Regions from separate parts of the Homo sapiens genome. Here region 1 is linked to region 2. Evidence: read pairs that join two places in POLR2A ChIA-PET (ENCODE). Cell type or tissue: Caco-2. All regions are shown on one strand. Links, peaks and the distances in the headings refer to the core of each region. The heading gives the core; the rest is flanking DNA.

What was found. Peaks named below come from ENCODE experiments on the same cell type or tissue, not always from the same donor. Only the 100,000 strongest peaks of a DNase experiment are listed, where the experiment ranks them.
Region 1: POLR2A ChIA-PET joins it to region 2 with 5 read pairs; 4 of 35 experiments call an interaction of 5 or more read pairs at or near these places.

The regions. Positions count from the first base shown.
Region 1 is chr17:76,338,100-76,352,894 of GRCh38, reverse strand. PRPSAP1 (phosphoribosyl pyrophosphate synthetase associated protein 1) reads left to right here. Exons shown (of 10, transcript NM_002766.3): 2 at 4,314-4,366; 3 at 8,158-8,224. It also overlaps the pseudogene HMGN2P43. Among named protein-coding and RNA genes, the nearest start is that of PRPSAP1, 8.4 kb to the left of the region's middle. RefSeq lists an enhancer at 1,462-2,009. In Caco-2, for the core only: no CTCF peak of the experiment used is centred there; no DNase peak of the experiment used is centred there; H3K4me3 peaks cover 214 bases.
Region 2 is chr17:76,165,740-76,181,849 of GRCh38, reverse strand. It overlaps RNF157 (ring finger protein 157), which reads left to right. Exons shown (of 19, transcript NM_052916.3): 3 at 8,060-8,148; 4 at 14,053-14,199; 5 at 14,724-14,841; 6 at 15,323-15,389. Among named protein-coding and RNA genes, the nearest start is that of FOXJ1, 33 kb to the right of the region's middle. RefSeq lists an enhancer at 13,838-15,037. In Caco-2, for the core only: no CTCF peak of the experiment used is centred there; a DNase peak (open chromatin) is centred at 7,639.

The DNA of each region.
Region 1 (14,795 bases), core at 1-8,000, 170 kb before region 2:
TCTGACAGCTCTGAGATGCCCTCCCAGCCTTGCCACTTACTAGCTCTGTGTCAGTGGGCAAGAGACTTGATTTCCCTGAACCTCATCTGTGAAATGGGCATGGTTGAGAATATTGTATGATCGGGATAATGTAGAAGTAGTATCTGGTTCTAGCAGAGTAGGGGCTCATAGTGGCCCTCTGAATAGTTGTTTACTAAGTGGCCTCTTTTCTTTTTCTTTTTCTTTTCTTTTTTTTTTTTTTTTTTTTTTTGAGACGGAGTCTCGCTCTGTCACCCAGGCTGGAGTGCAGTGGCGAGATCTCGGCTCACTGCAAGCTCCGCCTCCCGGGTTCACGCCATTGTCCTGCCCCAGCCTCCCAAGTAGCTGGGACTACAGGCACCCGCCACCACACCCGGCTCATTTTTTGTATTTTTAGTAGAGACTGGGTTTCACCGTGTTAGCCAGGATGGTTTCGATCTTCTGACCTCGTGATCCGCCCGCCTCGGCCTCCCAAAGTGCTGGGATTACAGGCTTCAGCCACCGCGCCCGGTGAAATGGCCTCTTTTCTAGTTGGCTCTTTTGGAGAATCCCAGAGCTCTGATATAAAGGAGGAGCCTTATATGCCCTTTCTACATACACTTGTTAGAAATCTAAGACATAAAATGAATAGCTCGTCTTTTAATATTTAAAGCCATTTTCACATTTTAAACAGTTTTCATAGAGTTACTTCGTTACTTTTTTAGGGTTGACAAATGATTGCAGGGATATATCTTAAACTTCTGGGGGGAAATGTAGAAGAAAGGGAAAACTTTAGTCATTTTTTTTTCAGCTCTGCTTGTTTTTTTTTTTAATAGTTGGAGTTTTGGAGAGTGGAAGAATGTTAAAAAAACAAATCAATCCTTTTGCAGTCTACTACCTAGTTTCTATTTCTAACCCCTGATTGTTTGTCTTTCTTTCTGAGGCCAACGAAAACACTGACTTTAAACGAAGCTTCTGTGTGTATCTAGTGGTTCAGATTTACCCTACCTGACCTTGAGGGAGAGCAGAGGGGAGCAGGGCACATTTTAAAAGTCAGTGAGGGTTTTTTTTGTTTGTTTGTTTTAGATTCTTTCCTGGCAAATTCCCGAAAGATTTTGAATTACTATAAATGATACATATTCATAAATACTTCCCTTACCTGTTTTACTTGTCGCTCAGTAAGATTTTGTTTTATCTTATCTGTTTTATTTATTTTGAGACAGTCTTGTGTCACCCAGGCTGGAGTGCAGTGGTGCCATCTCGGCTTACTGCAACCTCCACGTCCCAAGTTCAAGCGATTCTCCTGCCTCAGCCTCGAAAGTAGCTGGGATCACAGATGCCCGACACCACACCTGGCTAGTTTTTTGTTTTTTGTTTTTTGTTTTGAGACGGAGTCTCGCTGTCGCCCAGGCTGGAGTGCAGTGGCGCGATCTCGGCTCACTGCAGGCTACGCCCCCAGGGTTCACGCCATTCTCCTGCCTCAGCCTTCCGAGTAGCTGGGACTACAGGCCCCCGCCACCTCGCACAGCTAATTTTTTGTATTTTTAGTAGAGACGGGTTTCACTGTGTTAGCCAGGTTGGTCTCAATCTCCTGACCTCGTGATCCACTCGCCTCGGCCTCCCAAAGTGCTGGGATTACAGGCGTGAGCCACCGCGCCCGGCCACACCTGGCTAGTTTTTGTATTTTTAGTAGAGATGGGTTTCACCACGTTGGCCAGGCTGGTCTCAAACTCCTGACCTCAGACGATCTGGGATTATAGGCGTGAGCTACTGCGCCCGGCCCACCTGGAGTATTTTTAAAAATTGTTATATACATAACATAAAGTTTACCTTTTTAACCGTTTTTTGTTTGTTTGTTTGTTTTTGAGACGAAGTTTTGCTCTTGTTGCCCAGGCTGGAGTGCAATAGAGCCATCTTGGCTCACCCACAACCTCCGCCTCCCGAGTTCAAGTGATTCTCCTGCCTCAGCCTCCCAAGTAGCTGGGATTACAGGCTGCACCACCACACCCCGCTAATTTTGTGTTTTTAGTAGAGACGGGGTTTCTCCATGTTGGTCAGGCTGGTCTCAAACTCCCAACTTCAGGTGATCCACCTACCTTGGCCTCCCGAAGTGCCGCCTTTACAGGCATGAGCCACTGTGCCTGGCCTACCTTTTTAACCATTTTTAAGTGTACACTTCAGTGGCTTTAACTACATTCACAGTGTTGCACAACCATCACCACTATTCATTTCCAGAACTTTTCATCATCCCAAACAGAAACTCTGTACCCATTAAATACTAAGTCCCCATTCCCTGGTAGCCTCCATTCTACTTTGTCTCTATGAATTGCCTATTCTTGGGACTTCATACAAATAGAATCATAGCGTTTGTCTGTGTCTGGCTTATTTTCCTCAGCATACCTTGTCCAAGGCTCCCTCATGTCATAGCACGTACCAGAATTTATTCTTTTTTTTTTTTTGAGACGGAATCTCACTCTGTCGCACAGGCTGGAGTGCAGTGGCACGATCTCTGCTCACTGTAAGCTCCGCCCCCTGGGTTCACGCCATTCCCCTGCCTCAGCCTCCCGAGTAGCTGGGACTACAGGCGCCCTCCACCACGCCCGGCTAATTTTTTGTATTTTTAGTAGAGATGGGGTTTCACCGTGTTAGCCAGGGTGGTCTCGATCTCCTGACCTCGTGATCCGCCCGCCTCGGCCTCCCAAAGTGCTGGGATTACAGGCATGAGCCACTGCGCCTGGCTGCAGAATTTATTCTTTTTTTAAGGCCAAATAATATTCCATTGTATGTGTATACCTGGCTGGAGTTTTGTTGTTTTTTTTTTTTGAGATAAAGTCACCCAGGCTGGAGTGCAGTGGCACAATCTTGGCTCACTGCAGCCCCCGCCTCCCAGGTTCAAGTGATTCTCGTGCCTCAGCTCCCAAGTAACTGGGATTACAGGTGCCCACCACCACACCCAGCTAATTTTTGTGTTTTTAGTAGAGATGGGGTTTTTCCATGTTGCCCAGGCGGGTCTCGAACTCCTGGCCTCAAGTGTTCTGCCCACCTTGGCCTCCCAAAATGCTGAGATTACAAGCATGAACCACTGCGCCTGGCCTGGCTGGAGATGTTAATTTTATTTTTTTTATTATTATTTTTTGAGATGGAGTTTCGCTCCTGTTGCCGAGGCTGGAGTGCGATGGTGTGATCTCGGCTCACGGCAACCTCTGCCTCCTGGATTCTGGCAATTCTCCTGTCTCAGCCTCCTGAGTAGCTGGGATTATAGACGCTCGCCACCACACCCAGCTAATTTTTGTATTTTTAGTAGAGATGGGGTTTTATTATATTAGTTAGGCTGGTCTCGAACTCCTGACCTCAGGTGATCCGCCCACCTCAGCTTCCCAAAGTGCTGGGATTGCAGACGTGAGCCACCGCACCCGGCCTGGAATATTTTTAAATAGATTATCTTACATCATATCATTTCACTTGTAAAAAGAGTAATGCTTACTAATCAGGACTTAAAACCTCACACTACTATTAATTCCTTAATATTATGTAGTATCTAGTCTTTGTCCATATTTCTCTGATTATTTTTTAAAATGGCTTTTTTTTTTTTTGAGACGGAGTTTTGCTCTTGTTACCCAGGCGGGAGTGCAATGGCGCGATCTCGGCTCACCACAACCTCCGCCTCCCGGGTTCAAGCAATTCTCCTGCCTCAGCCTCCCTAGTAGCTGAGATTACAGGCATGCTCCACCATGCCCAGCTGATTTTGTATTTTAGACGGGGTTTCTCCATGTTGGTCAGGCTGGTCTCAAACTCCCGACCTCAGGTGATCCGCCCGCCTTGGCCTCCCAAAGTGCTGGGATTACAGGCATCAGCCACCACGCCTGGCCAAAAATGGCTTTTTACACTTGGTTTATTCTAATTAGGATCCAAACAAGATCCACACCACATTTGGTCAGAGTGCTGAAGCCTCTTTCCTTCTCTATGCTTTTGATAATTGAGGCATTTATCTCTGGTGTGTGTTATTGAAATCATTGCTTGTAACCAAGTATTTGGAAGTGATTTTCCAAGAAAATTACTATTCAAAGAACAACGCGCACCAGACATTAACCATGGGTTGTGAGCTCTGTCTGGTAAAGCAGTATGTTACAACGTGGTGAGCTGCTTATGGAGTGACAGCAGAATTTTAGTTTAATGAATTAGATTTTCTGAATTATTTTTTGGAAAGAATGGCAGCTTAATTATTTGAGTCTTTTTATTAGACATATGCATATGAACTGGAATTTTTTTAAAAAGAGTAATCTTAATTTCCCTTTTTTGTTCTTTTTGATCTATAGGCGCCTTGGTGCTGAATTGGGGAAGTCTGTTGTATATCAAGAGACCAATGGAGGTAAGTTAAAATTATTTCTTTTTTTTAAAATTATTTTTTATTTATTTAGTTTTTTTGAGACAGAGCCTCACTCTGTCGCCCAGGCTGGAGTGCAGTGGCATGATCTTGGCTCACTGCAACCTCTGCCTCCCAGGTTCAAGCAATTCTCCTGCCTCAGCCTGCTGAGTAGCTGGGATTACAGACGCCCGCCACCACACCCGGCTAATTTTTGTATTTTTAGTAGAGATGGGGTTTCACCCTGTTGGCCAGGCTGGTCTCAAACTCCTGACCTCAGGGGACCCTATTGCCTCGGCCTCCCAAAGTGCTAGGATTACAGGCATGACCACTGTGCCCAGCCTTTATTTATTTATTTATTTATTTATTTATTTTTATTAAGATGGGGTCTCACTATGTTGGCCAGGCTGGTCTTGAACTTCTGAGCTCAAGCAGTCTTCCCACCGCAGCTTCCCAAAGTGCTGGGATTACAGGCGTGAGCCACCGCACTCGGCTTCCACCACGTTATTTCTAAAATGCAAATATTTTTTCTTACTACTGCTTCCTTACTCCTACCCTGTAGGCTGGGGTCCAGTCTTTTTAGCAATCACATGGGGCCCTTTGGGAATCCAGATTCTACCCCTTTACCTGCCTCATCTTTGATCCACCCATTACCACATCTTGTGTGCTCTGACTTTGGAATACATCTTATATCTGACCCTTTCTCACAACCTCTGCTGCTCCCACTTAAGTCCAGCCTGCCGTTTGCTGCTTGCTAGACACCTTCCAAAACAGACGCCATGGCCTCCCCGTGGCCACTCCTGCCCTGCCACGGTTTTCTTCACACAGTAGCCAGCAGTCTTTTTAAAACAAGTAGATGAAACCCTTCCCAACCTTAAATCTTCCAGTGGCTTTCCTGTCACTGCTAGAATAAATTCCAGACTCTTCAGCGAGTAAGAAATGAAATCCAGAGTCCTGCAAGTCCTGGCCCCTTGGCTCCCTGACCTCCTGTCTCTCTCTTTCCCCTCACTCTGTCTGCTTTCTTTTTTTTTTTTTTTTTTTTTTTTTTTTGACGGAGTCTTGCTCTGTCACCCAGGCTGGAGTGCAGTGGCATGATCTTGGCTCACTGCAACCTCCACCTCCCAGGTTCAAGCAATCCTCTTGCCTCAGCCTCCCAAGTAGCTGGGATTACAGGCATACGCCACCAAACCCGGCTAATTTTGTATTTTTAGCAGAGACGGGGGTTTTGCCATGTTGGTCAGGCTGGTCTTGAACTCCTGACCTCAGGTGATCCACCCGTCTTGGCCTCCCAAAGTGTTGGGATTACAGGCATGAGCCACCGCGCCCGGCCCACTCTGTCTGCTTTCTAAGTGGACTAACTGCCTGCCCCTCTGCTTGGCACACTCGGATCCCACATCTTCCCATGTTCCCAAACCCCCTTCTGCGCTGCTCGTTCTGGATTGCAGTGAGGCCCTTTTTTCCAGCCCCATTGTTCTTTCTCCTTCGTCATGGCTAGCGTCTCTGGCATATTGGGCCCGGAGGGTTTGCTGGCCTTGTTGTTGTATCATCTCTCCTGGGTCAGTCTTTGTCCCTTCTTCCAAGTCCTGCATTTTGGGGTTCCCAGTACAGTTCCTGACATGGAGGAGGCTTCAGCATTTGTTGAAAAAATAATAAGGATGTCGCCCGGGCTGGAGTGCAGTGGTGCAATCTCAGCTTACTGCAGCCTCTGCCTCCCAGGTTCGAGCAATTCTCCTGCCTCAGCCTCCCAAAGTGCTGGGATTACAGGCGGAGCCACCGCGCCCGGCCAAACTCCCTTTTTCAGTGCACAACCAAAAATCAGAAAGCCACTGTAAAACCCAGTGAACATTTAGCATGTTGTTTAACAACTTTTCACAAGCTGACCCTGACTTTCCGGAAGTGAAATGAATATGGCAGAGTTTATCTGAAGATCCACAGTCTAGAAACGGAACTACTGCTCTTTTGAGGGGCGCCATCTCAGTGGCATCACTGGAAGGTCCAGATTGCCTGCCACACTGGTAATCAATTATGGGGGGGTCAGGTGCCAACAGATGTCTGGCTTTAAGGGATTTAAGTCCATGCTGAAAGGTGGAAAGGGAGAAGAGGACATAGAAACAAATTTGTCTTTTCAGAGCACAAGGCTTTTGTGTGCTGAGGTGGCCATGTGTGTCAAAGTCAGGGAGCCCCTCTTCCTGGGAGCCGAGAGGAAGTCTCTCAAAACTAGAAGGGAAAGGTGCTTTCCCCACATCAATCCAGCTTCGGAGACATTCTATTCATGACATATGCTCCTTTCCCCAGAACAACAATGAAGCGTTCTGTGTGCTAACAACATAGCTTAGAAAACAAAAATTCTGCGTTTTTATAAAACTTGATAAAAAATAGTATTTCAAACTGTACAGTCACCAGAAGTACACAGTTATCCAAAATGCACACGCTTCCCTCAGCATCTCCAGCAGGTGCCTGGTGTGTTCAGGCATCTCCACTTCCCATAGAGTCATTCCCCTCCTCGCCAGTGTCAGCTTTTTCCTTTTTCCCTTGGGTACCTTCTCTCCCTTCTTTGCAGTGGCCTTTTTAGGCCTGGGCTCTGGCTTTGGAGGGAGGAGCAGGTTTAGCAGACAGCCTCACAGATCTTCTCTGTGGTTCGTCTTTCACCTTGGCCTCATCTCCCTTAGCATCCCCTTCAGCCTTTCTCTTGGGCATGGTGGCAACGAAAGCAGCCGGACGTAGGCACTGGGAGCGGGATGCAGTGGCGGTGCACGGACTGCGCTCAGTCGGGGGTCATTCTCGCTTCCTCTTCTTCATACTGCTCCAAGACTTATTCTTTTGCCCCAGATAAAATGTTGGTTTAGATTAATCTTTACTCCCTCCAAATGTTTCTAGCTGTTGCATCATGAGTGCTTTGCTTTTCTGCTTTTTTTTTTTTTTTTTCTCCAGACAAGGTCTCTGTTGTCCAGGCTGAAGTGCAGTGGCACAGTTTCAGCTCACACTGCAGCCATGACCTTCCCTGGCTCAGGTGATCCTCCCACTGGGACTACAGGCACTTGTCACCATGTCCAGCTAATTATTTTTTTGAGATAGAATCTCGCTGTGTCACCCAGACTGGAGTGCAGTGGCGCGATCACGGCTCACTGCAAGCTCTGCCTCCCAGGTTCAAGTGATTCTTCTGCCTCAGCCTCCTGAGTAGCTGGGATTATAGTTGTGCGCCACCATGCCTGGCTAATTTTTGTATTTTTAGTAGAGACAGGGTTTCACCATATTGGCCGGGCTGGTCTCGAAGAACTCTTTTTTTTTTTTTTTTTTAATGAGACGGAATCTTGCTCTGTCACCCAGGCTGGAGTGCAGTGGCGCGATCTCGGCTCACTGCAAGCTCTGCCTCCCAGGTTCACGCCATTCTCCTGCCTCAGCCTCCCGAGTAGCTGGGACTACAGGCACCCGCCACCACGCCCGGCTAATTTTTTGTGTTTTTAGTAGAGACGGGGTTTCACTGTGTTAGCCAGGATGGTCTCGATCTCCTGACCTCGTGATCTGCCCACCTCGGCCTCCCAAAGTGCTGGGATTACAGGCGTGAGCCACCGCGCCCAGCTAATTCTTGTATTTTTTGTAGAGACAGGATTTTGTCATGTTGCCTAGGCTGTTCTTGAACTCTGGTGCTCAAGTGATCTGCTTTCCTCAGCCCTCCTAAAGTGCTAGGATTACAGGCATGTGCCACCGCGCCCGGCATGAAGTACTTTTGTTTTTCTTTTTTCTCCTTTTTAACATAGGAGCTTTTCTTAAAACTTCAGAACATTTTTATTTTTCAGAAACAAGAGTTGAAATAAAAGAATCTGTTCGTGGCCAAGATATTTTCATTATACAGACAATACCCAGGTAAGAGGACTGACTACTTTATCTCTTTTCTGTAAAAACCTTAACAATATAATTGATTATCTTTTCATATGAACAACAACTTAGTGTTTTTAAAAGTTATATATTCAGGCCGGGCGTGTGGCTCACGCCTGTTATGCCAACACTTTGGGAGGCCGAGGTGGGCGGATCACGAGGTCAGGAGTTCGAGACCAGCCTGACCAATATGTTGAAACCCTGTCTCTGTTAAAAATACAGAAATTGCTGGCTGGGCACGATGGCTCACGCCTGTAATCCCAGCACTTTGGGAGGCCGAGGCGGGCGGATCACGAGGTCAGGAGATCGAGACCATCCTGGCTAACATGGTGAAACCCCGTCTCCACTAAAAAATACAAAAAAATTAGCCGGGCGTGGTGGCGGGCACCTATAGTCCCAGCTACTTAGGAGGCTGAGATAGGAGAAAGGCGTGAACCCAGGAGGCAGAGCTTGCAGTGAGCCGAGATCGCGCCACTGCACTCCAGCCTGGGCTACAGAGCAAGACTCCATCTCAAAAAAAAACAAAATAAATGAATAAAAAACAAAAGTTAGCTGGGCATGGTGGCATGCGCCTGTAGTCCAGCTGTTTGAGAGGCTAAGGCAGGAGAAGTGCTTGAACCCAGGAGGCAGAGGTGAGCTGAGATCGCGCCACTGCACTCTAGCCTGGGCGACAGAGTGAGACTGTCTCACCAAAGAAAAAAAAAAGTTATACATTCGTTTGCATGTTAAACTAAATGCTTCCCCAAATACAATTACTGTCTTCTGGAATTCCTACCATTTGTCACACTGTACTGTTACCTGTTTACTTCTCTCCAGGCTTTTTTTGGGGACAGTCTCACTCTGTCACCCCGGCTGGAGTGCAGTGGCACAGTCTTGGCTCACTGCAGCCTCTACCTCCTGGGTTCAAGTGATTCTCCTGCCTCAGCCTCCCTAGTAGGTGGGATTACAGGTGCCCACCACCATGCCCAGTTAATTTTTGTATTTTTAGTAGAGACAGGGTTTCACTATGTTGGCCAGGCTGGTCTTGAACTCCTGACCTCAAGTGATCCATGCACCTCAGCCTCCCAAAGTTTTGGGATTTCAGGCGTGAGCCACCACTCCCCAAGCTTTAAACTCCTCAAGGACAAAGGGTTTTCCCATGGTTTGCACTGACCCCAGGCCAGTGTCCGTCAGCTCAGCTCTGCTGAAAAGCTTCTAGTTGTTACGTGTGGTGCATAAACTGCTCCTGGTTCATACCCATCAAGAGAGGTTTTTGCACTGCATTTTATCTTGCACCGTGGCCTGTTTCTAGCCTATCTCTGTTTCAGAGATCGTCGCCCTTGCTTCCCTCAGGGCAGGGGGCTGACACCTGGGGAATCCTGGCCTGCTTGAGTGAGAACGTTCATGCTTCTATGGGACTATCTCCTTTCTCATCGCCTGACAGGGAGTGGGCCATTACACCATCTGTGTCTCTGAAAAATCCAGACCTTCATGTCCTGATCAGTGTACATTCCCCAGACCATATTAGTAATAAGAATGGCACTGAGTGCTACCAGTGTGCTGGATGCTTTATATGTTTCGTTTTTGTTTGTTTTGGTTTTTTGAGACGGAGTCTCACTCTGTTGCCCAGGCTGGAGTGCAGTGGTGTGATCTTGGCTCACTGCAGCCTCCACCTCCCGGGTTCAAGTGATTCTACCTCAGCCTCCCGAGTATCTGGGATTACAGGTGCCTGCCACCATGCCCGGGTAATTTTTTTGTATTTTTAGTAGTGATGGGGTTTTACCATGTTGGCCAGGCTGGTCTTGAACTCCTGGCCTCAAGTGATCCGCCTGCCTCAGCCTCCTAAAGTGCTGGCTGGGATTATAGGCGTGAGCCACTGCGCCCGGCCCTATTCAGTCTTCTTTAGTTTGGAGCAGTTCCTCATGGCCTTTATTTGACTTTCTTTTTTTTTTTTTTTAATTTGAGACAGGGTCTTGCTGTGTCACTCATGCAGGAATGCAGTGACACGATCATGGCTCACTGCAGCCTTAAGCTCCTGAACTCAAAGCGATCCTCCCACCTCAGCCTCCTTAGTAGCTGGGACCATAGGTGTGTGCCACCATCCTGGGCTAATTTTTTGTATTTTTAGTAGAGATGAGGTTTTGCCATGTTGCCCAGGCTGGTCTTGAACTCCTGGACTAAGAAGTGATCCACCCGCCTCAGCCTCCCAAAGTGCTGGGATTACAGACATGAACCACCACACCCGGCCTTGACTTTGAAAACTTTGACACATTTGAAGACTGACATTTTGCCGATTACTTTGTCGAATGTCCCTCAATTTGGGTTTCACCGTGATGGCTCTTTCACTATGATGAGATTCAGGTACCTCGGAAGGAAGCTGTGTTCCTGTTGTCTTGTCTTCCTGCTGCTTCATGACATCTTGTGTGGATGCATCGGTTTATTCAGTCTCTTGTGTGTCAGTTTGTTTCTAGTCTTATGCTGATACAATAGAGGCTGCTGTGAGCCTCATCGTATATACATCATATTGTCGGTGTTTCAGGTGTATCTGTAGGAAGATCCTAAGAAATTTCTGGTTGTGAGGGTCCATGCCCTGTGGTATTGAGGGAAGGGGCTGCGTTGCCCTCATTGAGGATATACTAATTCACATTTTCTCCAACAGTTTTGGTTTTGTATTGTTTGCCTCCTGGTGACTGGAGTCTTTTTTGCCTGGTGGTTTTGTTTGACTCTCCATCTTTTATTTTTAGACGGAGTCTCACTCTGTCGCCCAGGCTGGGGTGCAGTGGCGCAATCTTGGCTCACTGCAAGCTCCGCCTCCCGAGTTCACGCCATTCTCCTGCCTCAGCCTCCCGAGTAGCTGGGACTACAGGCGCCCACCACCACGCCCGGCTAATTTTTTGTATTTTTAGTAGAGACGGGGTTTCACCATGTTAGCCAGGATGGTCTCGATCTCCTAACCTCGTGATCCGCCTGCCTCGGCCTCCCAAAGTGCTGGGATTATAGGCGTGAGCCACGGTGCCCAGCCATTGGGGTCTAATTCTAAAAGCATGATTGATTGGTGAAGTCTCTTTACTACCCTAATTGAATTTGTGATAACGAAAGAATTTGTCATGTAAAGAGTTATCTTTAAGAAATCTTGTTGGCCAGGTACAGTGACTCACACCTGTAATCCCAGGACTTTGAGACACCAAGGCAGGAGGATCACTTGAGTCCAAGATGGCTTGGGAACAGCCTGGGCAACATAGTGAGACTCCATCTCTACAAATAAAATTTGAAAATTAGCCAGGCGTGGTGGTGTGCACCTGTAGTCTGAGCTACTCGGGTGGTTGAGTTGGGAGGATTGCTTGAGCCTGGGTGGTCGAGGCTACAGTGAGCTGTGATTACACCACTCTACTCTAACCTGGGCAACAGAGCCAGATCTTATCTCAAAAAAAAAAAAAAAAAAAAACAAAAAAAAGTCAAATTGTTAACACTAATTCGTTGGTCTGCATTGTAATCTGGAATTTGAGTTGGACTTCTCCAGGAAAAGACTGAACTGAGTTGGTGCATGATCAGAGCAGTTCTCCTCTGGCACATGAGCAGCTGTGCTCTTGGCATCTTTGTTTTGTTACATGTATTTAGGGATCATCTATGAGTCAGGGGAGGAGCTAAGACGTTATAACCTTCTCACGGCAGAGACCCCATTTTGTTAGATAGTCCAGCAGTCTCCAACCTTTTTGGCACCAGGGACCAGTTTTGTGAAAGACAGTCCCCCCCTACCCCCCGCTTTTTTTTTTTTTTGAGATGGAGTTTCGTTCTTGTTGCCCAGGCTGGAGTGCAATGGCGCGATCTCGGTTCACTGCAAACCCCACCACAACCCCCGCCTCCCAGGTTCAAGCAATTCTCCTGCCTCAGCCTCCCGAGTAGCTGGGACTACAGGCATGTGCCACTACGCCCGGCTAATTTTGTATTTTTAGTAGTGACGGGGTTTCTCCATGTTGGTCAGGCTGGTCTCGAACTCCCAACCTCAAGTGATCTGCCCGCCTCGGCCTCCCAAAGTGCTGGCATTACAGGCGCGAGCCACCGTGCGAGGCCGTTCATGGTTATTTCAAACTAGTCGAGCATAGAAACAGCATATTGTTAGTGTCCTTTGTGATACGAAGTTGAATTTTATAAAATTCTTGGCTTTGATATCACATGGTAACCAAGAGTGCTCAATATAAGTATTTAACACGTGCAATCTAGAGTGATGCTGGGGGTAGTAAAGACTGAACTTGACAAACAAAGGATCATCAGTGTGCAAGTGTCTTCCAGGGAAGGGACAAAAGAAGCATGAAGAAATGACTTAGTTAATAGCCAATTGGGAAACACTTACCGTTTTTCTCACTTGTATCTTGAGTATTAGGAAATTGGACCATGGTCAGGTGTGGTGGCTCATGCCTTTAATCCTAGTACTTTGGGAGACCAAGGTGAGAGGATCACTTGAGGCCAGGAGTTCAAGACCAGCCTGGGCAATATACTAAGACCCTGTCTCTATTCTTTTTTTTTTTTTTTTTTTGAGACAAGGCCTTGCTCTGTCACACAGGCTGGAGTGCAGTGGCACGATCTCGGCTCACTGCAGCCTCCACCTCCCAGGCTCAAGTGATTCTCCTGTCTCAGCACCCACCGTCTTACCCTCCCAAGTAGCTGGGGCTACAGGCACATGCCACCATGCATGGCTAATTTTGTATTTTTAGTAGAGACAGGGTTTTGCCATGTTGCCCAGGCTGGTCTTGAACTCCTGAGCTCAGCTGATCTGCTTGCCCCGGCCTCCCGAGGTGCTTGGATTACATGCATGAGGCACTGTGCCCAGCTTTTATTTAAAAGAAAAAAGAAATTTTGGCCAAAGGAAGAAGTAGGAAGCACTTCATAGAGTTGTAGCAGAGTCTTGTACAATAACAATGACAATTTTACATAAGTCAACATGGAAAGGCACCTTCCCTGTTGAAAAAGGCACATAGGTATAAATGGGTACTTCTGAAAACCAGAACCCTCTCCTGAAGATGGTGAAGTTTCTTTATGTGTATTTGGTGTTGAGATAAAAGCCGCAAGTCTCTTCCCAGTGGTTCAGTTTAAGAGCATCAAAGCAAAAATATCATCACCTGGCATTTTCTCTGTCTCTTAAGCTGATAGGGATGGAAGAAGAAAGGAAAAATTTGGAAAAAAGACAGGTTGGATGTGTTGTTTTGTGTGGGTGTGCAGCCCATAAAGAAGGTTATTAGGTTTGTCACAATAAACTGGTTCTTTTTGTTGTTTTTTTGAGACGGAGGCTTGCTGTGTTGCCCAGGCTGGAGTGCAGTGGCGTGATCTCGGCTCACTGCAACCTCTGCCTCCCAGGTTCAAGCAATTCTCCTGCCTCAGCCTCCTGAGTAGCTGGGATTATAGGCGTGTGCCACCACAGCCAGCTGATTTTTGTATTTTTAGTAGAGACGGGGTTTCACAGTGTTGACCAGAATGGTCTCAAACTCCTGACCTCAGGTGATCCACCCGCCTTGGCCTCCCAAAGTGCTGAGATTATAGACGTGAGCCACCGTGCCCAGTCAATAAACTAGTTTTTGTAGTGCTTGAGTACTGGATACTTTAGTACCAACTAAAGAACACAGATAATTTAATTTAATTTAATTTTTTTTTTGAGACGAGTTTCTTTCTTGTTGCCCAGGCTGGAGTGCAGTGGTGTGACCTTGGCTCACTGCAACCTCCACTTTCCAGGTTCAAGTGATTCTCCTGCCTGAGCCTCCCGAGTAGCTGGGATTACTGGCATGTACCACCATGCCTGGCTAATTTTGTATTTTTAGTAGAGATGGGGTTTTACCATGTTGGCCAGGCTGGTTTTGAACCCCTGACCTCAGGTGATCCATCCACCTCGGCCTCCCAAAGTCCTGGGATTACAGGCATGAGCCACCATGCCTGGCCTAATTTTTTATTTTATTTTATATTTTATATTTTATTTTATTTATTTTTTGAGACGGAGTCTTGCTGTGTTGCCCAGGTTGGAGTGCAGTGGCACAATCTCGGCTTACTGCAACTTCTGCCTCCTGGGTTCAAGCAATTCTCCTGTCTCAGCTTCCTGAGTAGCTGGGATTACAGGTGCACACCACCACACCCAGCTAATTTTTGTATTTTTAGTAGAGATGGGGTTTCTCCATGTTGCCTAGGCTGGTCTCGAACTCCTGACCTTAGGTGATTCACCTGCCTCAGCCTCCCAGAATGTTAGGATTACAGGCATGAGCCACTGTGCCCGACCTGGTTTTTTAATATTATCTGCGGTTACATAGATGAAGGAATATCTTTTACAGGTTTTTCTGTTGTTGGGAGGAAGGGGGCATTGCCTAAAGTAATAAGGCTAATTTTAGGCAAACAGACCAAAGCTTAGACATTAAAATAAGCTTAGTTGCCTTCAGAGCTGTTGTTCTAAAATCACATAGATACCTTTTTTTGGTGCTGTTTTTGCTTGGAATAGCTTTGGAACTACTGCTTCCAAACTTGCAGCATATTTCTTTTGACTGTTCTAATAATAGCAACCTTTTGGTCGTTGAGGATAGGTTTAATTTTTGGAAATGGCAAA
Region 2 (16,110 bases), core at 3,731-11,730:
TGCAACCTCTGCCTCCTGGGTTCAAGTGATTCTCCTGCCTCAGCCTTCTGAGTAACTGGGAGTACAGGCACACGCCACCACACCCAGCTGATTTTTGTATTTTTAGTAGAGATGAGGTTTCACCATGTTGGCCAGCCTGGTCTCAAACTCTGGACCTCAGGTGATCTGCCTGTCTCGGCTTCCCAAAGTGCTGGGATTAGATGTGAGCCACCGCACCCGACCATTTTTTGAAAACAATTTAGTGAAGAAGTCGCCATATTTTAGAACTATCTGGCAGTAACACATCTTTGAGCATCTTGGGTGGAAGGTAAACGCTGACTGACGTATCCATTGTGGCTGTGGCTGCTGGCAGTGTTCTCTGACATCACCCTGCCCTCAGTGTACATTTGTATCTTCTGCAGGTACTGTTAGATCTTATAGACAAAGATTTTGTCATACTGTGCTCCAAGAAAGCTCTTCTCTAAGAAGACCTTAGATACTCCTGTTAAAGATAGAAAGGAGTGTGGTGCGTGGTATGATTTTGTACATACTGCCATCTAAGCATAGGGCGCCATTGGAGATTTTTGGCTAGCTTCCAGAACCTTCACAGAATTCAGTACTGTTTGCCATGATGGTATAACTTTCAGACTCCCCGAACTCTGCTCAGGTCCCTGGAACACTCCTAGGATTAGAAGAGCCTGTAGACTTGCCCTACAGTAGAAGCAGTGCAATAGAGTATGGCTTTTGGAGTCAGATGTACCTGGGTTCAAATTGTGGTTCTGCTGCTCATTAGCTCTGGGACCCTGGATGATTACGTGAATCTTTTGAGTCTCGGTTTCTTTATCTGTAGAATGTCAGTTTGTTTAACTGACATTCTTCATTTTTCAGTCGGCTACTGTATTTCTCCGGCATGTTGGACTGTCCTCCAGCATACACACGGAACTTACAGGCTGGTGAGAGGGGCAGGCATGTTGTTCCTTTCGAGAATGTGAAATAAGAGCATACCTAAACTAGAGCTGGATGGCGGTGATGGCCGCACGATAATGCGAATGTGAATGTTACTTAATGCCGCTGAACTGTATACTTGAATATGATTGAGATAGTAAATTTCATGTTATGTGTATTTTACCAAGATAAAAATAAAAAGACCAGGTGTGGTGGCTTACACCTCTAATCCCCGCACTTTGGGAAGCTGAGGCGAGAAGATCACTTGAACTCAAGAGTTTGAGACCAGCCTGGGCAACATAGTAAAACCCCATCTCTACGAAAATTTAAAAATAAAGATAAAAAATATGTAAAGTAAAATGGGGGACAAAAAGAATCTATCTAAAGTACCTAGCATAATGCCTGGCACATAGTAGATACTCAGTTAAATATTTCCTTACATTCTCTTTTTTCATGATTTGCCAAGCTGTAATTGCAGGTTACCCAAGTTTTACCCCATGAAAGGGGCTTTCTTTTGGCAGAGTTTTCTGGTTAGATGAATAGATTAGGGGGATCTGTGCCTTGCTTTTCTGTCGTAAAGGTACTCACACTTAATGTTTGGTCCCCAAATCCCTGAGCAGACCAAATTTCATTCTTTGTTCATGAGTCTTGATCTGAGGCCTGTTTTCATTATAAAAAGTGAAATAGGATTCTAGAAGCTGCATTTAGTTGTCCTTCATAAGGCTGTTAAGGGTTTATTTACTCCAGAATGATACCTGAGAAACAGGAAGCCATTCTATAAATCCATACTGAGCTTGAGGTAAGAGATCAGAAAGCTTCTCAGTCTCCCTCTGTCTGTGGACCTGGGGCATGTTGTGTGCAAGACAGAAAAGGAAGCTCTTCCTGTTTCCGGATATGCCAGGATGCTTACATCAGAAAGACTTTATCTGGTCTTCCTTGTCACCATGCACTCCCTTACTCAGTAGACCTAGGGCTGAGAAAATTACCCTTTGCAGACTCTAAAAAAGAAAACAGAAACTCTGTGGATATGAACTGAGAAAACGATTGCTAATGCTAAGTACAGTGGACTGGTGCATGAGTACTTCAGAAAAATGCTTGGCCCTGAATCTGTTCTGAGCTTCATCTTTCTTGGTCCCAAGAAGGCATTAGTTTTCTTTCCTTTCATACTTACCTGTTAGCATATGAGTGAGATCTCTGGTTTTAGGTTGAAATAAGATACTTATTTTTTGTTTTTGAGACAGAGTCTCGCTTGTTGCCCAGGCTGGAGTGCAGTGGCATGAGCTCAGCTCACTGCAACCTCCACCTCCTGGGTTCAAACAATTCTTCTGCCTCAGCCTCCCTAGTAGCTGGGACTACAGGCCTGTGCCACCACACCCAGCTAATTTTTGTATTTTTAGTACAGATGGGGTTTCGCTATGTTGGCCAGGCCGGTCTCAAAGCTCCTGACCTCAAGTGATCTGCCCACCTCGACCTCCCAAAGTGCTGGGATTAGAGACATGAACCACCACGCTTGGCCTCTTTTTTTTTCCTTTTTGGGATGGTCTCACTCTCTCCCCCAAGCTGGAGTGCAGTGATGCTATCATAGCTCACTGCAGCCTCAATCTCCTGGGCTCAAGTGATCCTCTTGCGTCAGCCTTCTGAGTAGCTGGGACTACAGGTGTGTGCCACCATGCTGACTAAGTTCTACATTTTTTGTGGGGACAAAGTCTCGCCATGTTGCCCAGGCTGGTCTCAAAACTCCTAAGCTCAAGCGATCTTTCTGCCTCAGCCTCCCAAAATGCTGGAATTACAAGCGTGAGCTACTGTGCCCGGCCAGGATACACCTTTTGTCTTAAATATAACTTAGTAATGGTGCATGTATTGAGGAGATAGTGTGGACAAACACAAACATTTATCTGATGTCTTGACTTTAGAAAGGAATGAGAAAATAAATAAATTTGTGTCTTCAGATCTTTTAATAACCAGCACTTTAATCCTTGGAAATCTCATCTCTAGATTAAAAAGCTGCATCCAGAGCGTCTTGGGGAAAGATAAAGGTAGAACGTGTTCAAACCTCAACTCTGCTCCCTTTAAGACATGTTAGTTACTGGAAAAAAAAAAGAGAGAAAAATAACCTCTGCTCCCTAAAACTTGGGGGACTTTAGAGAAGTTTTTCAACCTCTTTGCAACCTCTGTTTTCTTACCTGCAAAAATGGGAACAACCATGACTATTTCACAGGATTCCTCCAAAGATTAAATAAGATAATATAAATAAAGAGCTCAGCATAGTGCCTGGCACATAGTATTATGTGATCTTTGGGGTGTCACTTTTCTGGCTGGAAACCTGTGGCCAGTGGTGCCTTGCACAGGTTCGGCTCAGGCACATTGGGCTTCTTCCACCCACTTGGCCTGACAGGCTGCACTCAGCTCACACTACCAGCCTATATCCCACGCCTCCAAGGGAGACTGCAAGTCAGGCATGGAGCAGCAAGGGGTGTGTGAGCGAGAGTGGGGTCCGGCCACTGTGCAGTCAGACACGCCAGCTGCCGCTGTGGGGCTGGCAGCCCCAGGTGCCAGTATAGGTGCCAGCTGTCTGCGAGGCTGTGGCTGGACCAGGTGCACTGCAAGCAGCTCTCCCGGTTGGCACCAGGGAATGTGGTGGCACCCGGAAGCTTGGAGATGCCAGGAACTACAGGGCCACAAAGAGGAAGTCATAGCCCTGGCTTGGGCAGCTCCCAGGTCTGGGCTCCCCGACGGGCCACAGCTCTTCTCTCCTCTTTGCCTGCAACATGACAAGCAAGGAGCATGTTTCAGTCCTGTTTGTGTTACAGCTCTTTTAGTCCCACCATTCCATGGGTCCAAAATTCTTGTCCTGCAACAAGGAAGAATGAGATACACAGACAAACATAGGGTGAGCAAGACGAAGAGGAGCCTTATTGAGCCTTGGAACAGCTCAGAGGATACCCGCAGTGGGTAGCTCTTTCCGCAGCCAGGGTGTCCTGACAAGTGTCCTAGCATAGAGACCCTGGAGTGGGAAGCTCTTTTCCGCAGGAAGGTCATCCTGTCTTCTCTGCAGCTCTCAGCAGAGAGGAGGCCCTGGAGTGCGTAGCTCCTCTCTGCAGCTGGTCTTATGGACATCTCTGCAGCTATCAGCAGAGAGGAGGCACTGGAGTAGGTTGCTCCTCTCTGCAGCTGGTGGTCCCAACCTCTGCTCTGTTCTGGCTGAGCCTGGGCCTTTTATGGGCCTCAGAGGGGAGGAAGTGCAGGTAGACTGGTCCCTGGGCATCCATGGGCAGGCCTAGAAAAGGCAACACAAGTTCCCACTCCAGTGGGCGGGACTGGCAGCCAGGCCCCCAGCCTTCACGTCCTCCCTGAAGGCCAGCACCAAGCTGCCCTCAGCACCCCCTCGCCTCTCCCCCTTCCCCTTCCCTCATGCTCATCAGTGCCCAAAGTCTGGAAGGGGCCGAGGCAGCAGGGGGCTGGCTTGTCAGCGCTACCCCGAGCATGTGCACTCCTAGCCTGGCTGCAACAGCACCTTGGCTTGGCCCCACACTGCTCTAAGATCAGAGCCAGCACCAAGAGCAAGCAGAAGCTAGGCGGCAGGAGCAGGCACTTCCGAGCCTGCTGGGGCGGGGGGGTGGGAGGGCTTTTCCGTGTCTCCAAGAGCTTATGGAGGCCCCCGATCCACAGCCCAAGGCGGGGCTGCTGCCTGTTCCTGGCTTCCACCGGCTCTGTGGAGCATGCAGCCCCTGCAGCACCCCCTTGCAGCCTGGGGCAGGGGCTCCAGGTCCTCACTGGGCCGGGGCCAGGGCCGGGGCCAGTGTCCAGGGCAGGGTGACATCGCCATGAGCTCTGCCTGTTCCCCCGGTGCTTCACGGGCAGTCTGGGACAGAGTGGATCCTGGGCCTGGGCCTGGGCCAGGCCATCTGCCCAGGAGTGTCAGGCTCAGTGGTCACCCCAATGTGGGGCAGACCTGGGGGCGCAGCCCCAGACGGGCTGCGCAGAACCTCCTCCCGAGGCACAGGAACCTGGCACCCTCGGCAGGGTGGGCACAGTGGCTGCGCCAATGGCCAGGTGCCCGAAGCGGAAGCTGCTCCCACTTCCTGCCCGGGGCCCCTGAAGCATGGCCCCAGCTCCGCGCCCAGGCCTGGCCCTGGCGCTCCATGAGCAAGCGGGACACTGGCCAAGGCCCAGCTCCGCCTCGGGGCTCCTCTTTGCCCTACCGCGCTGCTCTTCTGCCACGCTGCTCCTCTGCTGGTGGGTAACCCGGCCAGCCCCATGGGGTGGCCTCCAGGGCGGCAAGCTGTGGAGGGGCTGTCTGTCTGCTCCCTGCGACCCCCCTGCAGCAGCCGTTGTGATGGCAGCGGCTGCTCTGGACAGCCCACCACTGTCATCAATAGTAAGCACTCAATAAATGGTAATTTTTGAAAGGAAGATAACTCACTAAGAAATTTCGAGAGTAATAGTAGGCAAAATCGATTTACAGAAGAATGGGAGACAACTCTAAGAGCAGAAAAAAAATTTTTTTTAATTTGCCTCTGATCCTACTGTCCCCTCCATCTTCTCTGTTATCTCTGAATTTGCAAATTTCATTTATCCTTTAGGATCCCAGATCAACTACCAACTCCTCCATGAAGCCTTCAGATTACCTCAGCCAGAAATGATCACTTCCTTTATTTTTGCCTTTTGTGGCAAAAAAATATCCATATATTTAATCTCTTTGATATTACAATTACTATGTCAGCTGCCTTATAATGCAGCTTCCTGAAAGAGCAGGGCCTTATCTTCTTGGTTTTCAATCTCTCCTTACTCCTGGCATGGAGTGTTGCATGTAGACTCTGATTGCATGAATGCAAGGCCAGCAAGGCACAAACTTTGGTGGGTAGCAGCCCACGAACAAGCTTCTCCTGAACAGATTTGCCGTTGTTGTCTTGTGCGTGTATGTGTGTGTACAGGGAGAGCCTAAAGTATAGGGGTGGATTTATAAACAATTGAACTCATTGATACCTTTCCTTAAGAGCCAAATAGCTTATGTTTCATTGCCACAGTTATCATCAAATATATTCAAAATGGAGGATAAAGAGTGCCAGGATTTTTTTTTCTTTCTTTTTATTTTTCTCTCTTTTGCGGCAGGGAGTGGCTATGGAGGAGAAAGAGTAAAGAATAAGGGAAAAGACGCATCTTTTTTTTGAAATGCAGGTAGGAGTTATGGATAACGCCCAAGTACCTGTACAAATGAAAATGATTAACTTTGCTACTCCAGAAAAAAATTTTAATCCCAAAGTCATTTATTTTGGCTTTAGAATAGACTAGCGTTTGTGTCGGATTTTCCTGCCTAATTACTTTTTGCTTAAGCTTATTTAAAAATTGTTTTAAATTCCTTTAGTATGACAGCCTAGGAAAGTTGGGGGAGGAGAAACAGGCCACAGATGGGATCTGAACTAGAATTTCAGTTTTACCATGTCAAGGCCTCCTGATGCACTGCTTGCAGGAGGGCAAAGTTGGAGTCAGCTTTGTGGAAAACTGTTTGGCAAAATAATTTTTAAAGTCTTAAAAATATGCTTACTCTTTGATCCTGTAATTCCACTTCTAGGAATTTGTCCTTAGGAAATAATCAAACAAGCATGCAGAAATATAGGGACAAGGATATTCACCACAACATTTATAGCTGCGAAAAAAAGTAAAACCAACATAAAATATTGAATAATATGGAATTGATTAAAGTATGCTATTATCTGCAATGTTATCAAAATTATGGACTTTAAAAATGTTTACCACATCTTTTTAGGTGAAAAAGAAACTGCAAAATAGTATGTTCAGTGTGAAACAGCACATAGATATAGAGGTGGACAGGATGGATGGATAGACGGACGGATGGAGATACGTATTCCATAATGTTAATTTTGGTATTGCCGAGTAGTAAAATTAGGGATAGTTTTGTACTTTTTTGTGTTTTTCAAGTTTTCTGCTTAAACATATATTACTTTGTAATTAGAAAAAACTATCATTTTTAAAAGAATGTATGGTTAATATATCAATGAAAAAGTAAATTACTGCATCATGCCCACAAAGTGAGTAATCTGAATGAAGATAATTTCTATTGAATGTAAGAGTCACATTCATACCTGTGAATTATAAGCAATTATACTGCGTACATTAAGTCAGATGCACCTTAACTATGGTTTAACTATATTGTTTCCCAAGTAAAATAACCATATTCAATAAAAACCTGTGAGGGCACAATTTGATTATAACTTGGGTGTCCTGTTTTGTGATACCACACTATGGAGGTAGACTCTTCTTGAGCCAAGAGAACCACAGTTTTGCAAAGCTGCAGAGACCAGTAGGTTTTTTGGGAATTATATGTTAAAACATTTTGATTGCCCAAATAACATTTTAAAAATACCGGGAACATTTGAAATCATTCTTGATCCTCAGAAGGCAATTCCCAGTGAAATTTTTGGCTATTTCCCCTTTCTTTATCTCATCATTATCAACAACTCAGAACTTCAAATCCAAAGGTCTAAACGGGCAAAGGGGGAAGAAGCGGATGGTAAATGATGAAGACAACCATAAACCTTTGGTGACCCCAAAATAACTCTTGGCTCACATGTTAAAGAGCTCTGCTTTATATGATCAGCTGCAGGGGAAGTTTGTTCTTTACTGTTTGCAAACTTCAGCTCTGTACACATGATGGGGCCCTCTTTTATTTGCGGTCCCTAAACTCCTGGGATACCGCATGGCCTCACCGAAGGAAAGGGCTTGCAGGTCTGGTTCCCTGTCGTCTGAGGTCAGATGGAAAAGCCTTTTGTGATTAACTCGGCCACAGTGTGTCCTTTGGTATTTGGAACTTCAGCGGTTTTTTTTTTTATTATTAATTCTCCAGGTTTTGAACACTGACCGAAATAAGCTTCATATAATGGAAAAAGAAGATAAATCTGGCTCTTTGGGCCCCAAATTGCATCCCAGTTTTCCCGCTAGCTGTGACCTTGAGCAGGTTGACTCAGTATGTCGGAGTTTCAGTTTCCTCACTTAATTAGGAGAGTTGTGCCTTCCTGCCTCACCTCTTAGGGCTATTCTTGGCAAACTGTAAAGCGAGGGACAGCTGTGGGTCTTTTTAAACACACCACCTTCTCCTGCTTTGTTTCTGACACAGTTTCCTTACGCCGCCCCACCTCCCCAAGAACCCGTGAAGACTCTGAGAAGCCTGGTCAATATCCGAAAGGACACACTGAGGCTCGTCAAGTAAGTTCCCAGAGGCTGGGGCCAGGTCCCAGGCACCTTCCTTTGGGGAGGCTGGGGGCTGGGGGACAGACTTCCCAAGGAACTCATACAGCAGTTTCCGGCAGCCCCAGAGCTTGCTTCTCTGGGCCTCAGACAGGAGTGCGGGCGCTACTTTCTGCTGAGATCAGGCCGTCCACACCCATGTTGTTCAGCACTGGATGCAATCGTCTGTGTTTGTGAAAAACTTTCGCTTGCCTAGAAATGCTTAGTATCCTTATTTTATGGATATTTTTTAAAAGGGAAGAAGAATTATTAAGGGAAAATGGGAATTTTTGCAGCTACTCCAACAAGCCAATGTAAAAATGGGAAATTTGAACTTAGAATATCAAATCCTTTATTTTATTGCTATATTTTCTTTTTCTTTTCTTTTTTTTTTTGAGACGGAGTCTCGCTCTGTCACCCAGGCTGGAGTGCAGTGGCGCAATCTCGGCTCACTGCACGCTCCATCTCCAGGGTTCACGCCATTCTCCTGCCTCAGCCTCCCGAGTAGCTGGGACTACAGGCGCCCGCCACCACGTCCGGCTAATTTTTTGTATTTTTAATAGAGACGGGGTTTCACCATGTTAGCCAGGATGGTCTCGATCTCCTGACCTCGTGATCCACCTGCCTTGGCCTCCCAAAGTGCTGGGATTACAGGCGTGAGCCACCGCGCCCAGCCTTCTTTTTCTTTTTTATTCCCTATATCATGTGTCTGTTCTCTAAGGAACTCATAGTGCACTGGGTTGGTTGCTTAATCCTCATCATCAATGTTAATTATCGTCATTTGCCTTCTTGGTGCCATCCTTGAGACAGTGTAATTTTTAGTCTGATACATTCCCACTGCCCGCCACCCCTAGATGATATGTCTACCAAGGCTGTCTGATTCTCTGGTGAAAAAATTTGGTTAGGGCAAATCAAGGTCCCAGATTTTTCTGAATAGGCAAGGAAGATGACTCAGAGACCATCTCATGCTTGTATAGAACAGCCTTATTAGCATTACAATGTTTCTGTCTGATATATATATATATATATTTGAGACAGAGTCTCGCCTTTTTTTTTTTTTTTTTTTTTTTTTTGAGATGGAGTTTTGCTCTTGTTGCCCAGGCTGGAGTGCAATGGCACGATCTCGGCTCACTGCGATCTCGGCTCACTGCAACCTCCACCTCCCAGGTTCAAGGGATTCTTCTGCCTTATCCTCCTAAGTAGCTGTGATTACAGGCATGCATCACCACGCCCGGTTAATTTTGTGTTTTTAGTAGAGACAGAGTTTCTCCATGTTGGTCAGGCTGGTCTTGAACTCCCAACCTCAGGTGATCTGCCCGTCTCAGCCTCCCAAAGTGCTGGGATTACAGGCGTGAGCCACCGCACCTGGCCCAGAGTCTCACTTTGTCACCCAGGCTGCAGTACAGTGGCACGATCTCAGCTCACTGCAGCCTTAACTTCCCGGGCTCAAGCAGTCCTCCCAGCCCTAAGTAACCACTAATCTATTTTCTGTTTCTCTCTCTTAATTTTTTATATTTTATTTGTCCCTGAAGTTTCTGCTGGTTCCCCAGCTATGCTTCTCTCCACCCCAGGGTCAACTCTGGGGAGGAGAGATTCAAGGAGGTACCTGTCTGCTGCAGAACAGTCCCCCGACCTGACCCAGGGGAGTTCATCCAGCAGCAGAGCAGACTAACGAGGCCTCTGGGGCCTGCCATTGCCAGCTACTCTGTCCACTTGGTTTCTCTCATCACATATGGCACATTCACACATTTGATGGAGACCATTCAAGGGCCTGAGCTGCTGTGAGGTCATAGCCTCTGCCGTGGCAGCCTGGCTGCAGCTCTAGAATAGGATGAAGCAGCTGTCATGCGCTAGAAGAACCAGACTTGGAAGCAGCAGAGCAGTTTGCCTCCCAGGTCCACAGATGCTTGCTTGAATGAGTGTCTGAGCTTCAGGTTCTTTTATCTGTAAAATGGTGATAATCAACTTTACCTTTCATGGTGGTTGTCAAAATTAAGGTAACAGAAGGGAAAACACCTGGTGTTCAATAAATGTTAACTTGAAGGGTGTTCTTTGTTTTGTTTTTCTGTGATTATGGGAATAAATTCTGATTCTCGGATTTCCAGGTAAAGATGGAGGATTGAACACCTACTTTTGCTTCCTCTGAAAACCCCATTAAGTAATTATAAACATGTATTTAAAAGGCATAAATCTGGCCGGGCATGATGGCTCATGCATGTAATCCCAGCACTTTGGGAGACCAAGGCGGGCGGATCACCGAGGTCAGGAGTTCAAGACCAGCCTGGCCAACATGGTAAAAACCCGTCTCTACTAAAAATACAAAAATTAGCCAGACATGGTGGCACGCATCTGTAATCCTAGCTGCTCCGGAGGCTGAAGCAGGAGAATTGCTTGAACCCAGGAGACAGAGGTTGCAGTGAGCCGAGATTGTACCACTGCACTCCACTCTGGGTGACAGAGTGAGACTCCAACTAAAAAATAAAAAATAAGGCCCGGTGCAGTGGCTCATGCCTGTAATCCCAGCACTTTGGGAGGCCAAGGCGGGCGGATCACGAGGTCAGGAGATCGAGACCATCCTGGCTAACACAGTGAAACCCCGTCTCCACTAAAAATACAAAAAATTAGCCGGGCATGGTGGCAGGCACCTGTAATCCCAGCTATTTGGGAGGCTGAGGCAGGAGAATGATGTGAACCCGGGAGACAGAGGTTGCAGTGAGGCGAGATTGTGCCACTGCACTTCAGCCTGGGCGACAGAGTGAGACTCCATCTCAATAAAATAAATAAATAAAAAATTTTAAAAATTTCTTTAAAAAGGCATAAATCTGTAAATATTTGGAGAATGGGAAGAGAGCAACAGCAACAACATTTTAGAAGCTGGAAACACATAGTGAACGTTAAATGACTTAGTAGACCCAGGAAATCAGAATCCTGAACTAGCAGAAAGAAAAGCTGAGAATCACCCAATTTATACTGTGATATTATCCCCCAAAGGGTTCAGAAATTAGCAGTGCCAGGTCCCTCTAGAAGTTGAGGTGGGAGGCTAAAATGAAGAGGATTGGTAGAAAGTCTGCCTTCAAGGTAGGCAGATCCTCTCCCTTGTACCACACAGCCAGAACTACATTCCTACACCTTGGCCAAAGGCAGGCAGATGACTCTCCCTGGAAAGGTCAAAACAGAGAATCTCTGGACAAGAGAGACCCAGGCACAGCTAATGGCCAGTACTAAAAACAGGCTAACCAGCCTGGGCAATATGGTAAAGCCCTGTCTCTACAAGAAATACAAAAATTAGCCAAGCATGGTAGTGCACACCTGTAGTCCCAGCTACTTGGGAGGCTGAAGTGGGAGGATCACCTGGGCCTAGGGAGGTCAAGGCTGCAATGAGTCACGATCACAGCACTGCACTCCAGCCTGGGCAAGAGTGAGACCCTGTCTCAAAACAAAACAGCAGGTGAGTGGATCCTGGCATACTGGATGTTGAGCCCTCCAGCTGCCTCTCCATTCTGCCCCTAGAATGCTGGCAGCCAGGCCTTTGTCAAGAGAGAGGAAAACTGTTTTCTGGAAATTGGACCTGCCTGGATAGGAAAACCTAAGAGACTAGAGTTAGAGGTTCCTCAACAGATCCAGGTCAGCCCACAGTGAAGCCCAGGATCCCCAAGTCCTGCTGTGCACTCAGAGCTCTAATCAGCAGTTTAAATATCTTAAATACAAGCAGACAGCCACAGATTCTTAGATGTGTAAGGAATGCCTATAATAGGAAAGACAGTAGCAAAACAAACCAACATTTTAAAACAACCTAACTAGGCCAGGTGCGGTGGCTCACGCCTATAATCCCAGCACTTTGGGAAGGTGAGGCGGGTGGATCACTTGAGGTCAGGAGTTCGAGACCAGCCTGGCCAACATGGAGAAACCCCATCTCTACAAAAATACAAAAAAATTAGCTGGGCCTGGTGGCACACGCCTATAATCCCAGCTACTTGGGAGGCTGAGACGGGAGAATCACTTGAATCCAGGAGGCAGAGGTTGCAATGAGCCAAGATCGTGCCATTGCACTCCAGCCTGGGTGACAGATCAAGACTTCATCTCAAAAAAAAAAAAAAAAAACCTAACTAGGCCGGGTGTGGTGGCTCACACCTCTAATCCCAGACCTTTGGGAGGCCAAAACAGGAGGATCACTTAAGCCCAGGAGTTTGAGACCAGCCTGGGCAACATAGTGAGACCCCATCTCTATATAAAATAATAATAAAGTAAAAAAAATCTAATTGGAAACAAAAGCTATGCAGGAAGAAGAAAACTTCATTAATAGTCTCAAAGACATGAGAGAAGTTATCTTTTTCTTTCATGGACACAATGACACAAAGTGTTTATGAAACCAAAAAAATAGCTTTTAGAAATTAAAAACAGGGAGCAGAAATGAAAATTTCAATAGAATGATAGGAAGAAAACTTGAAATATTCTAGAAAGTAGAGCAAAAATCCAGAGAGAAGGAAAATAGAAGAAGAAAGACGCAAGTAATAGAGCACCCATTTAGAAGGTCTGACATCCAACTAACGGGTTCTACAGAGAACAGAGAATGTAAAAGGAAGGAAATCATCAGTGACATAGAATTTAAGAAAACTTCTCAGAACCAGAGGGTACAAGTTTCTAAATGGAAAGGACCACCAAGTGCCCACACAGTGGCTGAGAAAGAGGACCGTCTGTAAGCTTTCAGAAGAAGAAGGATCAACAGTTGGAACGACTTCAGACTTCTTGGGAGCAACGCTGGGAGGTGAAAAATAAGGCAGTGAAAAGGCTTTCAGTGTCTTTTAGAAATTATTTATAATCTAGAATACTTTGCTCAGCCAAACTTTCAGTGAAGTGTGAATGTTGAATAATAGCTCTCAAAAGTTTATTTCCCAACACACCCTTTTTCAGGAAGCTGGCAGGACACGTGCTCCACCGATATGAAAGAATAACCCAAGACAGAGGAAGACTTGAGGTGCAGGAAACATGAGCTTCTACAGGAGGACAGAGGCAAAAGGGACCCACCAGGATGTTGGAGGGGGAGAGAGATTCCAGGGTGGCGACTGGGAGCCAGGTGCAGAGGGCCAAGTACAGATGGGAGCAAGTCCAAGGGACCTCCTCAATAAGATGAAATGAATAGACCGCTTGGTGCATCTGAACGTCTTGAGAGATTTAGACAGCCCCAGAGAGCTTGGGTTGGAATTTGTGATGAGTACATAGGAAACTACGCAACTGGAAGAAAAAAAAAAAAATAGGATGAGCACTAAGAAAAAGTTATGCAGGAAAAGAAAAATAATCATAGATTATAAGTTTGTGTAATCACAGTAATACAGACACAAATGTACTGGACTATTATAATAAAATCATGATGCAGCTACACTGGGGGGATGGCGGAGTTCCTACATGGAGCACAGTGAGGAAAGAGAAAGAAATCCTTGTTTCCATAGTAGGAAACCCATAGATAGCGCCTGAAACTGAAAAATCAAGAAGTAGTAACCCAAGTATATTTTTTAGAAACGTGGGTAAATGCCAAAATGATCACTAAAAGGGGTGTCCTCTGAAGACGAGGAAAGGGAAGAAGTAAGGCCTGCTGTTTTTTGCCTTGAGGAAACTATTTAAACTATGTGATTAATAACTTTTATTAAAATAAAAACAAAAGTGCCAAATGCACAATGGTGTAGTGGTAGCACTATGAGATACCAGAAGTAACCTGAATGCCCAGCAACATGGGTCATGAAGCACTCTGTGATCATTCAGAATGAAGAGGTAGACCTATGCTTATGATCATTCAGAGAAGCCCACAATATATTGCTAATTTTTTTAAAGGTAAATTTTAAAATATTGATATGCTACTCTGCAAATGCTGAGTCTCTGGTTTTCTAGATGTGCTGAGGAAGTGAAGAGCCCTGGAGAAGAGGCCAGTAAAGCTAAAGTCCACTACAATGTTGAGTTCACCTTTGACACAGATGCTCGGGTAGCCATCACCATCTATTACCAGGCCACGGAAGAGTTCCAGAATGGTATTGCCAGGTAAGATCAGGAGACCAGGAGAGCCACTTCCTTCCCAGATTATTACCAGGCCACGGAAGAGTTCCAGAATGGTATTACCAGGTAAGATCAGGAGACCAGGCGAGCCACTTCCTTCCCAGATAGGGAGAGTCCATGTCTTATCCACTCAGCAAGGGCGGAAAACATTCTTTTTCTGCAGCCAGATGAGATCTGGTTCCTGAATTTAGACTTTCTTCTACAAAGCCCTACCCTTTACCTTTTCCCTTCAAATTGTGCCATCTTGGTATAGTGACAAATGGTGGTATAGTCCTTCAGGTCCTTAACATGCTGTTAAAAATCTAGTAAGCTACCTTTCTTTGGATGTGTGGGTTGAATAGAAAAGTTTAACGTTGCCAAGCAAGAGCAAAGGAAATGGATTATAAAGGACCCTTTCTTCTCTTCGCTAGACCCTGTTGATAATTGAGAACAGGCATGAGCAGAGGAAGTTGTCAGACCCATCTGTGCCGGATACTGACTTTTGCTTTGCCTCCCACTTGTATCAATAGCTACATTCCCAAAGACAACAGCCTCCAGTCGGAGACTGTGCAGTACAAGCGAGGAGTGTGTCAGCAGTTCTGCCTGCCCTCCCACACCGTGGATCCCTCCGAGTGGGCCGAAGAGGAGGTGAGCTGCCTCTGGGGAGGGTTTCCCACATCCACTCAGAAGGGCCTAGGGGCTACTTAGGACTCGGTCTGACAGCAAAGGGGCTGCTCGGATGCTTGAAGGCCATGCTTACCTTTCAGCCTTGTGACTTCATCATGTCCTTTTAAAGCTCTGCTTATTTTGCATCAAGGATATACCTAACTTTGTTAATTTTTCCATTCCCTAGGAATGGAAATAGCCCATTAGCCTAGGATACTTTGAGAAAGCCATGCTCAAAGAAAAAAAAAATCTATAGGTTAGAGGTTCTTATTTACATCTATGACATTTTTAAAAAGCAGCTGATGGCCCTCAGTTAACAAACTTGGGTAATTAACAAGGCTAAAGAATGAGGAGCAGAGATGAGATTAATGCTTCTTGACAGTATCGCCCTTTCTGAGATTAGCTGTGCCATGTAAATGTGTTAAGTCCTCTTTTTTTTTCCTTTCCTTTTCTTTCCCTTCAGCTTGGCTTTGATTTAGACCGAGAAGTTTACCCTCTAGTGGTACATGCCGTGGTGGATGAAGGAGACGGTAGGGGCGATTTCTGTCCTCTTTGGCTGTGCACACTGCTCTTTTGTGGCATATTCCTGGCAGCAGCTGTGGCCCCAGAACAACATGCCTTCTTTGTGGGTGTTTGTGACTGTGAGTCAGGCAGTCTCTGCATCCTCTCACATCTGTGACTCCAAGCTCCTGGGCTGATGTGAAAAGTGTGGGTTTGGCTGGGCACAGTGGCTCACACGTATAATCCCAGCAGTTTGGGAGGCCGAGGTGGGTGGATCACCTGAGGTCAGGAGTTCGAGACCAGCCTAGGCAACATGGGGAAACCCTGTCTCTACTAAAAATACAAAAATCAGCTGGGTATGGCAGTGTGCACCTCTAATCTCAACTACTTGGGAGGCTGAGGCAGCAGAATCGTTTGAACCTGGGAGGCGGAGGTTGCAGTGAGCCGAGATTGTGCCACTGCACTCCAGCCTGGGTGACAGAGTGAGGCTCAGTCTCAAAAAAATGTGGTTTAGCTGGGCGTAGTGGCTCATCCCTGTAATCCTAGCACTTTGGGAGGCTGAGGCGGGCAGATCACCTGAAGTCAAGAGTTTGAGACCAGCCTGACCAACATAGTGAAACCCCGTCTCTACTAAAAATACAGAAAAGTAACCGGGCATGGTGGCTCATGCGTATAATCCCAGATACTTGGGAGGCTGAGGCAGGAGAATTGCTGGAACCGGGAGGCGGAGGCCACAGTGAGCCAAGATCA